Linked DNA regions of Mus musculus: region 1 is linked to region 2. The links are chromatin loops, found by intact Hi-C in ENCODE. Cell type or tissue: left cerebral cortex. All regions are shown on one strand.

Region 1 (2,500 bases), 230 kb after region 2:
GTTGTAAAGTGGGTGATCTACTATCTAGCTAATGGAGAAAGGGCCCATGGTGCTCTTCTTACTGTTTTTGGAGAAAGCCCAATTGTTCTAGAAACCCCTTTCCTTTTAACGTGGGAAGAGTAGGAAGAGCCACAGAGGAAGAGTCAGCGGTTATAATAAATTAAAAGTGATTCTTCAAATGAGCCAAATGAGAATCTTGTCCACAGAGGCACCACAACTTGACCCAAGTAAGCATGCCTAAAAGATCTCTCACCACAACCCTCTATCTGCTCTAAGTACATGTTGGAACAGGAAAACATGCTCGTGCAGGAGCCTGGCACACATTTATAGGATCCTGTGGCTGCCAAGCTGGCTAAGTGCTGACCTCAGGGATAATGCATAGTCATCACACACAGTGTCTATTTTTCCAGGACCTTACTGTGTCTGGCTCTGACAGAAGGTCGTTGTTTCCTGCCTCCTCCCATGAATGCCGTATCCAGCACTCGGTCTGTCAGCCTTTGAGCTGCCGTACTGCTTTAAATGTGGGATCCTGTAGGACACTCGGAAAATGATAACACCAGCACCATTTGCCAGTGAGGAAAGGAAGACACAGAAAATAAGGTAATCGTGTAAGCATCATGTGAGCAGTCTAAGGGAGCTTGGATTCTGGCATCCAGAACCCCCAGAGCCTTAGAGCACCCTAACTTTACCTTTCTTTTTTTGGTAAGCAGCAGATGTGAGTAGTTCCCAAGGTAGGCGTGTTGGATGAGTTAGGAATGTGGACCCCCAGATTTCCTGAGCTTATATTCTGAGGCTGGTAGCTGAAGGCATAGAAGGCTTAGCTATGCAATCACTTGGGAGGAAAATGGATCCTGGAAGATGGGACAATGGTACAAAGGGTTTATGGCAGGTACAAACTTGGTTATATGAACAGCCTTTGCTCTTCTGAACAACCCCTTACACCACACCATTGAATGGCATAAGGGATTCCCGAATTTTTGAGTTACTAAGTAAACAACCTTTGCAGGACCCCTCAATGCTTGGGGAAGCTCTGGCTTGGAGAGTTTAAGTTCCTGCTTTTAGCTCAAATGCCTGGGGAGTGAGTGTCATCTAGTGGCGAGGTGAGGGACTACACATGGGAAGGGAAATCAGATGGCAGACTCTCCTCTCAGCTTTCTCAGTTCAGCATCTCCCAGCATTTTCTCTGACCTGTGAAGTTTTGGCTACAGTAAGATAAATTGAGACACGTCTGTGTATTGTTTGTGTTTTTGATGGCTTGATAATCTTTTTAAAAAGCCATGGAGAGCTTTATTATAAATTTCTTTGGATGGACTTGGTTAAAATGAATTTGAAGGGGGCTGGAGAGAGGCTGAGTGCTTCTAGAGGTCCTGAGTTCAATTCCCAGCAATCACATAGTGGCTCACAACCATCTGTATTGAGGTTCTATGCCCTTTTCTGGTATGTCTGAAGACAGCTATAGTGTACTCATATAAATGAATGAATGAATGAATGAATGAATCTATCTTTAGAAAAATAAACATTTGTATCTTTCCCTATGCTCAGGATGTTTTCTGCTATTTGAAATAGCTTCCTACCTTTTTGGCTTCCACATCTACTTGGACCCTATTAATTTTAATATTTGCTCTTTTCAAAATTGTACTTTAATTTTAATCATGTGTAAATGTGTGTCCATGTGCACATGAGTGCTAGTGCTCATGGAGGCTGGAAGAAGGCATCTTATTTCCGTAGACAGACACTTTAAGATGCCCCGTGTGGACACTAGGAAGTGAACTCAGATCCTCTGCCAGACCAACACATGCTCTTGATGGTGGACAGTCTCTCTGGCTCGGAATCTTTACTCCTTTTACACTGTACCAAAGTTGCTGAAATCCTTCTTCCTCCACCTCGCAAGTGCTGAGGGTGTAGTCCTGCATCACCATGCCTGCAAGTGTCTGGGAAGTAGACATGTGCCATCATGCCCGCCTCTGGATTTATCAGTACTCTTTCTGTTTAGCCTATCTCACTGTTGAAATAGGAAGTTTTAAATTTACTTGAACTTATTTTTTTACTTAGTACTTCCTTTTGCATTATTTTAACAACTTCAACTTCATACATTTCTTCTAGTATTTATGCTGCCATGCAAACCACCCCTCCATGGTGTTTGTATTCTCTGCAGTTTCATTCTTCCCCTTATACTTGTGCATAATACACCGTTTCCTTCACGAAGAGACAGCATTTAGAGACTCAAAAGGAATGGTATCCTATTATCCCACATTAGACTCTAGCTGCATATGTATCAAAAGATGGCCTAGTCGGCCATCACTGGAAAGAGAGGCCTATTGGACTTGCAAACTTTATATGCCCCAGTACAGGAGAACGCCAGGGCCAAAGAGTGGGAGTGGGCGGGTAGGGGGTTGGGGGGGGAGGGTATGGGGGGCTTTTGGGATAGCATTGGAAATGTAAATGAGGAAAATACCTAATAAAAATATTTTTAAAAATCCCAAAAAGATGTTTCCTCTCT
Region 2 (2,500 bases):
GGCCCTACAATAAAATCCTTTCTTAAACAAACAAATAAAAAAACTGCAAAACTAACCATAACAAATCATCCAAGCCAAACAGGGCCGCGGGGGTGGGGGTGGGGACATCAGAAAGTCCTACCCTGAATGCTAATGATTTTGCAGCACTTTCGGTACGGGAAAGGCAGCAGAGGGTGGGGGGTGGGGAGACAGACTGCTAGTGAACAATGAAGTCAGGGTTATTTTTCCAGTTTTAAACGTATTCTTCTACAATCTCATCACAGATATATAGTGCGCTTTAATCATACTCTCTCCCATTATACTGTTAACCCTTCAATGCCTTCCTCCAAACTAGTCCGCAGCCTTTTCCTTACTTTTTAAATTTATGGCCTGATGCGCTTAATTTGGGTCGCCTGCAAGAGCACTTTTTAAAAAAAATAATAATTTAAAAATGCATAACTACCTCCTCGCCCCAACTGGGTTTGAATTTCTAGGATTCGAGGTGAGCGCCACCATGCCGGCCTGCCAGAGGAGCCCACTTGTCAAAAATGTTAAAGCCCATCTTACAAAAAAACCAAATTATATTTAATGTACACGCACACGCGTGCATTCCGCTTTACTCAGGCGTTTCGAGGCCAGCTCACGAGCCTGAGCCGCCTTACCTATGACGCCACGTTTGCCTTAGTGCCTGTCTAGGACCCTTGCAGGGTGAGGCCGGAAAATACAGGGAGCTAGGAGGCGCGGCTCAGGGCTGCCGCCATTAAAGGTGCACTGCAGGTTAAAACACATGGCATCAAAGTCCGGAACGCCCAGCGGAGGCAGTGGGGCAAGGACGGACGCTCGGGAAAGCCTAGCCTTATTCGTCCGAGTCCCAGCGGCCCGAACGTTTAGCTTCCAAAGCCCGAGCACGCAGGCGCGAGCGCAGGCGCAGGCGCGCGCGACTGGCCCACAGCCCCACCCCGTCCTCCACGCGTTCCAACTTGCGGTGCGCGTCTGCTGACGTCACCTCAACGGCCCGCTGGCCGCAGGGGCTTTTGGGAAGGCTGCGGATCAACAATCAGGCGCCTCTGCTTCCAGGGCGCCGGGGGCCTGACTCGGTGGTGAGTGCGGCTGCCTTCGTCAGGACGGGCGAGCGTGGCTCTCGACGGCTGGGCGGGCTAGCTGACTCCTCCTTCGGCCCGGAAGGCAGTTCTCAGGGCCGCCCGACCCCCGCTCCCTGCCTAAGTCCTTGGGCTTGGACTTGTATAACAGTTTTGCTTTCTTTTCCTTTCGGTTTATTTTTTCAGTCAACCCAGGCTAGTCTCGAATTTGCGGCAATCCTCCTGCCTCCAATCGTTCTAGGTGCTGGGATTACTGGTGTGCAGCACCTCGGCTGTCTCTTCAGATTTTCTGCAGGTTTTTAAGCTTTAAGCCCGCGGCATTTAATGCCTTTAAACTAAGTTGTGCGGCAGGGGGATGACGGTTGTCACATCAGTTACTACTTGTCCCCAGTAGTCGTGTGAGAGGTTTGGTTTAACTGGGAAAGGTGTTCTCCATTCTTGTCTCTCCAAGCTACGTGTCGCCCCCCTGCAGTGGGCGTAGAGCCGTGTCGGTTGGGTGCTTGCTGGCGTTGTAACAGCTAGTGTAGTTAGGCCACACGGGTAGTGGTAGCTTTGTTCAGGCCACTGCTTTACCGGCACTTGTACTTTTTTGGTTTTGAGATGTTACCTGTGGTGGTTAGGGAATGGTTGTCCTTCACGGATTCCGTTTATGAGCTCTTCCCGGTGCCTTTATCTTGGCTAATTTAGCCCTGGCTAGTTCAAATGTTCTGTCCGGCAGGAGCGTTTCATTCCGCATCTGTCTTCCAAGTGTTGAGATTAAAATTGCAAGTATACCTCGGGAATCCTCAGGAAATATTTATATTTTAATATAATAGAAAATATCGTATATATTATTTATTTTATATTGTATTATAACTTAACATATGTTTATGTGTATAAATATATTTTATATGTACTTATATCTGTATTATATATTTCAATTAAATGTTTTAATAGAATATAAAAGTATATATAATTTTTTTCTTGTGATTAAACTTAGGGTTCTTTACCTGCAAGGCAAGTGCTCTAACATGGAGCTATATCAGTAGCCTTACAGACTACCTTTCCACTATTTATGGTGCCTTTTGTCTCCAGTGAAGTGCATATCAAAATATCTTTAAATCAGAAAACGAAAAGAGCCTGGTGGTAGTGTGGTCCTAGCACTTGGAAGGCTGAAGCAAGAGAATTCCAAAAAGTTTTAAAACCAGCTTGGGTTATATTGACTTTCTAGCCAGCCTAGTCTACAGAATAAGACCCTGTCCCTTAAAAAAAAAAAAAGTTCATGAAGTATAGTACATTTTTTTCTAATAGTAAATAAATAATATATAAAAGGAACAAACTTGAAAATCGGGGGCCAGTTTTTGACAAATGGAAATGTCCATTGTTTTCAAAGTTTTAATTTTTAAACTATACTGAGCTATGCATTTTAAAGACAAGCATAA

Evidence for each region. Peaks named below come from ENCODE experiments on the same cell type or tissue, not always from the same donor. Only the 100,000 strongest peaks of a DNase experiment are listed, where the experiment ranks them.
Region 1: it touches region 2 in a loop (2.9-fold over the local background); 3 of 42 quality-filtered maps call a loop at or near these places.

Annotation. Positions count from the first base shown.
Region 1 is chr9:7,602,094-7,604,593 of GRCm38, reverse strand. It overlaps Gm31751 (a long non-coding RNA gene), which reads left to right. Exons shown (of 4, transcript XR_379096.3): 2 at 411-600. Among named protein-coding and RNA genes, the nearest start is that of Gm31751, 16 kb to the left of the region's middle. In left cerebral cortex, a CTCF peak has its summit at 1,084 (motif pointing left); DNase peaks (open chromatin) are centred at 677 and 1,075.
Region 2 is chr9:7,835,569-7,838,068 of GRCm38, reverse strand. Birc2 (baculoviral IAP repeat-containing 2) reads left to right here and starts at 1,012. Exons shown (of 8, transcript NM_007465.3): 1 at 1,012-1,079. In left cerebral cortex, no CTCF peak of the experiment used is centred here; DNase peaks (open chromatin) are centred at 943 and 1,532; H3K4me3 peaks cover 2,198 bases; H3K27ac peaks cover 1,795 bases.